Linked DNA regions of Homo sapiens: region 1 is linked to region 2. Evidence: read pairs that join two places in POLR2A ChIA-PET (ENCODE). Cell type or tissue: OCI-LY7. All regions are shown on one strand. Each heading gives the region's core, and the rest is flanking DNA. Links, peaks and the distances in the headings are about the cores only. Region 1 overlaps TRAF2 (TNF receptor associated factor 2). Region 2 has its middle 6.6 kb from the start of TMEM141.

What was found. ChIA-PET counts read pairs that join two places held together with the same protein. Peaks named below come from ENCODE experiments on the same cell type or tissue, not always from the same donor. Only the 100,000 strongest peaks of a DNase experiment are listed, where the experiment ranks them.
Region 1: POLR2A ChIA-PET joins it to region 2 with 7 read pairs; 4 of 35 experiments call an interaction of 5 or more read pairs at or near these places.

Annotation. Positions count from the first base shown.
Region 1 is chr9:136,922,462-136,926,781 of GRCh38, reverse strand. TRAF2 (TNF receptor associated factor 2) reads right to left here. Exons shown (of 11, transcript NM_021138.4): 10 at 2,782-2,930; 11 at 175-1,099. The coding sequence ends at 881. Among named protein-coding and RNA genes, the nearest start is that of FBXW5, 20 kb to the left of the region's middle. In OCI-LY7, for the core only: no CTCF peak of the experiment used is centred there; a DNase peak (open chromatin) is centred at 2,601.
Region 2 is chr9:136,782,568-136,786,952 of GRCh38, reverse strand. No RefSeq gene overlaps it. Among named protein-coding and RNA genes, the nearest start is that of TMEM141, 6.6 kb to the left of the region's middle. In OCI-LY7, for the core only: CTCF peaks have their summits at 2,345 and 2,560; a DNase peak (open chromatin) is centred at 2,552.

The sequences.
Region 1 (4,320 bases), core at 321-4,320, 140 kb before region 2:
CATCAGGTGAGGAACAGAGAACACAGCCTGGCTAGCTAGAGAAGCAGGCAGGGGCTAGGCACCCCGTGGGGAGGGGTCTGTGAGAGGAGAGGCCAGGAGGACCCGCAGAGGGTCACCACTGCCAAGGCTGGAAGCCGCAGGCAACCTGGAATCAAATGGATGCCACTGACCACAGAGATTTGAATGGTTTAATAACTCTGTCTTCGTGAGCTGGATGGCAAGCTCTCACACTTTACCCGCAGGCTGTGCTGTGCACCTCCCACACAGTGGTCTGAGCAGAGGCGGCGTGGGACCAGACCCTCTCCCACAGCCAGCCTGGCCAAGGTGGCACAGACCAGAGCTCTGTGCAGACAAGCACCCAGGGGTCTAGGAATGCTCCCTTCTCTCCAGGGGCCAGAGGGGAGAACCAAGCTGCTCAGCCTTCCTTGCTCTGGCCAGCAGGAGGCCCTTCTCCTGGAGCAGCCCTCGTTTCTGCCTGTCATGCCCGAGGGACACAAGGCCATCCACTGTGCTCCTGCTACATGGGCACTGCTGGGATGTGCTCCCACTCTGAGTGTCCCCCACCCAGGGCCTCTCCCTTCACTGCACAGGACAGCAAGGGCAGCTTGTGCTGGGAAGCACCCGAAGACCCTCGGCCAATGCCACCACAGCCCTTGGCTAAGACCGTCTGCCAAGCCCCTCCGCAGTCTCTGAAATCTGAGGACTGGCTGGTGGCTCCTTCCCCCGTGACAGTGAACTTGGCTGCAGGCCGACACCCTCCCAAGCGCCCAAGCGCGGCCCCTGCCCACTTGTACAGTGAGACCCTGGCCCAGCGTGGTGGCCCCTCCGTGAGCCGGCTGTGCCTGGCTGCCCCCAACCCCCAGACACCAGTAGGGGGCAGTTAGAGCCCTGTCAGGTCCACAATGGCCTTGATGAAGATGGCATCGTCCCGCACGTAGGAATTCTTTGCCTCCATCTTGGAGACGGGGCAGAAGAGGGGGCAGCCGCTTGCGATGTTCATGTCGTTGACTGGCCTCTGAAAAGAGGATGAAGTCACGTCGGGCCTGAAGGCGTCAATCACGTGCTCCCGGTTATTCTGGTCGAGCAGCATTAAGGTCACCTGGAGGAGAGAGCCCCAGGGAGGGGACACAGGTCTGTGGGCCGTCTCTCTCTGGCTCCCGAGGGTCTGGACACTGGCAGGGCCACCAGCAGGAGGCCATCCCAGGACCCAGGCCAGAGGCTGAGGCCCAGCCGAGACCACGTGGTGGGCGGCCTTGCTCCTGCCACAGCGCCCGGGCTCCCCAGCCCTCCCCAGCCACCGGCATTCCGCTTCTCTCTGGGGAATCTGTGTCCATTCTGGCCTTTCCTGTCCACTGACATCTGGAGTCCTAGACTAAAGCTTACCACTCCTGAACTTGAATTATTATTAGGAAAATGCAAAAAATAACACATCTGGCAAAGACATTTTCTTGCCAAAGAGATCATGAAGCACCCACTGCCCACTCGTGAAGAGCACTTTTCAGGGAGAACCTGAGTCTGCCTCTGTCAGGACTGTGAACCTGGATGCCCCAGGACAGACAAGGGCCTGTGGGCCCTCCACACCCCCTCCCCCACCCAACTCTGCTCTGCCTACTCCACTAGCTATAGGGGGTGGGGGAAGTAGCAAGTCTGGGCCAACTGTGGCAAAAGGAAGGGACCTTCTCTCATTCCAGTCTAGTCTCTGCATCTTCAATTCCACAAAATAATAGATTCTGATTTTCAAAATAGGCCAGGCACAGTGGCTCACGCCTACAATCCCAGCACTTTGGGAGGCCAAGGTGGGCGGATCACAAGGTCAGGAGATCAAGACCAGCCTGGCCAACATGGAGAAACCCCATCTCTACTAAAAATACAAAAATTAGCTGGGCGTGGTGGTGCATGCCTGTAGTCCCAGCTACTCAGGAGGCTGAGGCAGGAGAATCGCTTGAACCCAGGAGGGGAGGTTGCAGTGAGCCGAGATCATGCCACTGCACTCCAGCCTGGGCGACAGAGCAAGACTCCGTCTTAACAATAAGTAAATAAATAAATGACACCTCCGACGAAGAGGGCTCCGAAGCTGTGTTCCTTCCTCTGCACTCTCTCTCCAGGGCAGGGTTTTCAAACTACTGGTCCAGATGCCCATCAACATCTGGAGTCCTGGGCTAAAGCTGGGCACCCCCAAACTTGCATTATTTTGTGCTTTGTCCTTTTGTTCATTTATTTAGAGCCCCCTCTTGCTCTGTTGCCCAGGCTGCAGTGCAGTAGCGTGATCTCGGCTCACTGCAGCCTCAACCTACTGGGCTCAAGCAATGCTCCTGCCTTAGCCTCCCGAATAGCTGGGAATACAGGTGCACACCACCATGCCCGGCTAATTTTTCTATTTTTTTTGTAGACATGGGTTCTCACTATGTTGCCCAGGCTGATCTCAAACTCCTGGGTTCAAGCAATCCTCCCACCTCAGCCTCCCAAAGTGCTGGGATCACAGGGATACATACTCCCCGCCCACTCGGCCTTGTGCTTTTTCTTAGTCATATTTATATTTATCTGACAGGTCAGGAAGCCAGGTGCTTGTGTCACGGACCAGTGCTCAGAAATCATGGAAACAACAAACTGCCAGAGCTCTCCACCGCGTGACACAGCATCACAGGGTGACGTGCCTGCTGCAGACACCTGGTCCAGCGAGCCCAAGCCACCTTGTCCCGCACAACCCTGCACCACAGAAGCTGCACTGCCCAGAGGGACTCCCAGGTGCGGCCCTAGCGAAGCCTGCAGGGACGGCCTCACCTTCTGGTTGAAGGGCCACCGCAGCAGGGCGTCATTCGGGCCCTTCATCACCACAAAGAAGAGGGACAGGTGTGTTCCTCGCCCGGTGCCGTCGCCGTTCAGGTAGATACGCAGACACATCTTGTAGCCGTACCTGCTGGTGTAGAAGGCTGGGGAGGCAGGAGGGGTGCCTGGTGAGCTGACACTCAGCAAGGGCGGGGCAGGGCTCTTCCTGCCTGGCTGCCCTCCCCCAGGGACAAAAACACCTACAAAGAAACATTCAGGTTCTGGGGTGCAAAGAAAAGTTTTTTTTCCCTCAAACTATGCAGTTAGTTTCCAATGAAAACAAATTTCATTACAAAAAAAAAGGTAGTACTTAGAAAAAGTTTTTTTTTTTTTTTTTTTTTTTTTGAGATGGAGTCTCACTCTTGTTGCCCAGGCTGAGTGCAGTGGCGCAATCTCAGCTCACTGCAACCTCCACCTCCTGGGATCAAGCGATTCTCCTGCCTCAGCCTCCTGAGTAGCTGAGATTACAGACGCTCGACACCACACCTGGCTAATTTTTGTATTTTTAGTAGAGATGGGGTTTTACCATGTTGGCCAGGATGGTCTCAAACTCCTGCCCTCAGGCGATCCACACGTGTTGGCCTCACAAAGTGCTGGGATTACAGGTGTGAGCCACTGTGCCCAGCCAGAAAAAGCATTTCTAAGAATCCCAAATGTAACCCCCAAAACTTAAGAAGATGAGCAGAGCCACATGGCGAGATCCACTAAATGCAGTGGTTGGGACCTCGGCAGAGCCACAGAGGGAGCCCTGACCGGCCCAGGGCTTAGGTTGGGCCCCAAGCCTGCCTCAGAAGAGGCACTGGCTAGAGTGAACCCCAAAACAAGAAGAGTCGACTTCCTTCCCACCCAACAAGACACAGACGTGAGTGACAGCCAGAACCCGGCAGAGGCTGCTTTCCAAGTCACATGACAGAACACTGTGTGCAAAGGTCTGCACGCAGGGACCCCACTGTGGCAGCACCAGGACCACCCTTCCGTCCTCGTCCTCCACCGCGTGCCCCCAGGCCCATCCTCCCCATCCTCGTCCTCCACCGCGTGCCCCCAAGCCCATCCTCCCTGTCCTAGTCCTCTCCACCTCGTGCCCCCAGGCCCATCCTCCCCATCCTCGTCCTCCACCACGTGCCCCCAGACCCATCCTCCCCATCCTCGTCCTCCACATGCCCCCAGGCCCATCCTCCCCCCGTCCTAGTCCTCCACCACATGCCCAGGCCCATCCTCCCCGTCCCCGTCCTCCACCACGTGCCCAGGCCCATCCTCCCCATCCCTGTCCTCCACACGCCCCCAGGCCCATCCTCCCCATCCTCGTCCTCCACCGTGCCCCCAGGCCCATCCTCCCCATCCTCGTCCTCCACCGTGCCCCCAGGCCCATTCTGCCTGTCCTCAGCCTGCACGCGTGCCGCACACAAGCTGTGTTCACCAGCATTGCTTAAAGCAGATGTTCCACACAAACAGGTCCTCTTGCCTGAGTGCAGCTCCCAAGAAGACCACCTCCGT
Region 2 (4,385 bases), core at 131-4,130:
ATGTTATAATTGTGGTCAAATTGGTCATTTAGAAAAGAATTGCCCAGTCTTAAATAAACAGAATATAACAAATCAAACTACTACAGCCAAAAATAAAGAGCCACCTGGCCTGTGTCCAAGATGTGGAAAAGGAAAACATTGGGCTAATCAATGTCGTTCTAAATTTGATAAAAATGGGCAACCATTGTCGGAAAACTGGAAGAGGGGCCAGCCTCAGGCCTCGCAACAAACTGGGGCGTTCCCGATTCAGCCTTTTGTTCCTCAGGGTTTTCAGGGACAACAACCTCCACTGTCACAAGTGCCTCAGGGAACGGGCCAGTTACCACAATACAACAATTGTCCCCCGCCACAAGCGGCAGTGCAGCAGTAGATTTATGTGTTATACCAGCAGTCTCTCTGCTTCCAGGGGAGCCCCCACAAAAAATCCCCTCAGGGGTATACGGCCCACTGCCCGAGGGGACTGTAGGACTCATCTTAGGAAGATCAAGTTTAAATCTAAAGGGAGTTCAAATTCATACTGGTGTGGTTGATACAGATTACAAAGGTGAAATTCAATTGGTTATTAGCTCCTCAATTCCTTGGAGTGCCCGTCCAGGAGACGGAATTGCTCAATTATTACTCCTGCCTTATATTAAGGTTGGAAACAGTGAGACAAAAAGAACAGGAGGGTTTGGGAGCACTGATCTGGCAGGAAAGGCTGCATATTGGGCAAGTCAGGTCTCAGAAAGCAGACCTGTGTGTAAGGCCATTATTCAGGGAAAACAGTTTGAAGGGTTAGTAGACCCTGGGGTGTGGGCGGAAAGCCACCCAGGCGCCGAGACACGAGACTGAAGGCACAAGCTGTTCCAGTATAATCAAGAAAATAGTTAGGAAAAGAGAAAGTTATATTCGAAATAGGATATAGAGATGATTATATATGGATATTATCAATCATTAGTTTTCTGTATTAACCTTTGTATTATTATTATAACCAAAGAAAAACTAGGCCATACAGAGTTAGGAGCTGAAGGGACATTGTGAGAAGTGACCAGAAGACAAGAGTGTGAGCTCTCTGTCACGCCCAGATAAGGGCTGCTTGAGGGCTCCTTGGTCTAGTGGTAGCACCAGCACCTGGGAAGGCACCCGTTACTCAGCGGACCTTGGTCTAGCGGTAGCGCCAGTGCCTGGGAAGGCACCCGTTACTCAGCAGACCTTGGCCTGGCGGTAGCGCCAGCACCTGGGAAGGCACCCATTACTCAGCAGACCTTGGCCTGGCGGTAGCGCCAGTGCCTGGGAAGGCACCCGTTACTCAGCGGACCTTGGCCTGGCGGTAGCGCCAGCGCCTGGAAGGCACCCGTTACTTAGCAGACCAGGAAAGGGAGTCTCCCTTTCCCTGGGAGAGTTAGCGAGCACTCTGCTCCACCAGTTCTTGTGGGGGACCTGACATTCCCCAGGCCTGCCCGCAGTCATCGGAGGCTTCAACGTCTCCCTGTGGTGCTTCAGTGGTCATGCTCCTTGTCCACTTTCATATTCTGCCTGTACACCTGCTGCTTCTCTTAAGTTCTTAGAAGATAGCAGTAGCAGAATTAGCGAAAGTATTAGAGTCTTTGATCTCTCTGATAAGTGCATAGAAGATATGCTAACGTCTGCTGTCCTCCCTCTCTGCTTCAGCTACCACAAAGGGAAAGTCCCCTTGTCATGTGGACACTTGACTTGCTTGTCCTTATCAATCACTTGAGGTGACTCACACTCCTTACCCTGCCCCCTTGCCTTGTATACAATAAATAGCAGTGCATCCAGGCCTTCGGGGCCACTACCGGACTCCGCGCATTGGTGGTAGTGGCCCCAGGGCCCAGCTGTCTTTCCTACTATCCCTTAGTCTCATGTCTTTCTTTCTACAATCTCTCATCTCTGCACATGAAGAGGAAACCCACAAGGTCCTGTAGGGCTGGACCCTACACTGGGGCGGATGTCTCTATCATTGTTTTGCATCAGTGGCCAAGAAATTGGCCAAAAGATGGCTGCAAGTTTGGTGGGCGTAGGCACTGCCTCAGAAGTGTATCAAAGTACTATGATTTTACATTGTTTAGGGCCAGATAATCAAAAAAGTACTGCTCAGCCAATGATTACTCCAATTCCTGTTAATCTGTGGGGTTGAGATTTATTACAACAATGGAGTATGGAAATCAGTATGCCCGCTCCATTATCCAGCCCCATGAGTCAAAAAATCATGACTGAAATGGGACATGTACCAGAAAACGGACTAGGAAAGAGTGAAAATGGTATTGAAGTCCCAATTGAGGCTGAGGGAAATCAAGGAAAAAAAGGGAATAGGTTATCCTTTTTAGGGACGGCCACTGTACAGCCTCCAAAACCCATTCCATTAACTTGGAAAGCAGAAAAACCTGTATGGGTAGATCAATGGCTGCTACCAAAACAAAAACTGGAGGCTTTACATTTATTAGCAAAGGAACAATTAGAAAAGGGACATATTGAGCCTTCATTCTCGCCTTGGAATTCTCCTGTGTTTGTAATTCAGAAAAAATCCGGCAGATGGCGAATGCTAAATGATTTAAGAGCCATTAACGCCATAATTCAACCCATGGGGGCCTCTCCAACCCGCCCTCTCTGGCCCTCATGGCCCTCTCCAGCCATGATCCTCAAAGATTGGCCTTTAATTATAATTGATCTGAAGGATTGCTTTTTTTTACCATTCCTCTGGTGAAGCAGGATTTTGAAAAATTTGCTTATACTATACCAGCCATAAATAATAAGGAACCAGCCACCAGGTTTCAGTGGAAAGTGTTACCTCAGGAAATGTTAAACAGCCCAGCTATTTGTCTGACTTTTGTAGGTCAAGCTCTTCAACTAGTTAGAGACAAGTTTCCAGACTGTTATATTGTTCATTATGTAGATGATATTCTATGTGCTTCAGAAATGAGAGATAAATTAACTGACTGTTACACATTTCTACAAGCAGAGGTTGCCAACGCAGGACTGATGATAGCATCTGATAAAATTCAAACAACAACTCCTTTTCATTATTTAGGGATACAGGTAGAAAATAGAAAAATTAAACCACAAAAAATAGAAATAAGAAAAGATACATTAAAAATATTAAATGAGGCCGGGCACGGTGGCTCACACCTGTAATCCCAGCACTTTGGGAGGCCAAGGTGGGTGGATCACGAGGTCAGGAGATCGAGACCATCCTGGCTAACACGGTGCAACACCAGCTCTACTAAAAATACAAAAAATTAGCCGGGCGCAGTGGCGGGTGCCTGTAGTCCCAGCTACTTGGGAGGCTGAGGCAGGAGAATGGCATGAACCCGGGAGGCGGAGCTTGCAGTGAGCCGAGATCGCACCACTGCACTCCAAATTATTTGAAGAAAATTCGATCAGCACAAGTAAATAGACTAGATCCCTTGGCTCCACTCCAACTTTTGATTTTTGCTACTGCACATTCTCCAACAGGCATCATTGTTCAAAATACAGATCTTGTGGAGTGGTCATTCCTTCCTCACAGTACAGTTAAGATTTTTACATTGTACTTGGATCAAATGGCTACATTAATTGGTCAGGCAAGATTACGAATAATCTAATTGTGTGGAAGTGACCCAGACAAATCATTGTTCCTTTAAACGAGGAACAGTTTAGACAAGCCTTTATCAATTCTAGTGCATGGCAGACTGGTCTTGCTGATTTTGTGGGAATTATTGATAATCATTACCCAAAAACAAACATCTTCCAGTTTTTAAAACTGACTACTTGGATTTTACCTAAAATTACCAGACATAAACCTTTAGAAAATGATCTGACTGTGTTTATTGATGGTTCCAGCAATGGAAAAGCAGCTTACACTGGGCCAAAAGAAGGAGGCCTTGAAACTCAATATCATTCGGCTCAAAGAGCAGAGTTGGTTGCCGTCATTACAGTGTTACAAGATTTTAATCAGCCTATTAATATTGTATCAGATTCTGCATCTGTAGTACAGGCCACAAGGGATATTGAGACAGCCCTAATCAAACATAGCATGGATGATCAGTTAAACCAGCCGTTCAATTTATTACAACAAACTGTGAGAAGAAGAAATCTCCCATTTTATATTACTCATATTTGAGAACACACTAATTTACCAGGGCCTTTAACTAAAGCAAATGAGCAAGCTGACTTACTGGTATCATCTGCATTCACAAAAGCACAAGAACTTCATGCTTTGAGTCATGTAAATGCAACAGGTTTAAAAAATAAATTTAATATCACATGGAAACAGGCAAAAAGTATTGCACAACACTGCACCTGGTGTCAAGCCCTACACCTGCCCACTCAGGAGGCAGGAGTTAATCCCAGAGGTCTGCGTCCTAATGCGTTATGGCAAATGGATGTCACGCATGTTCCTTCATTTG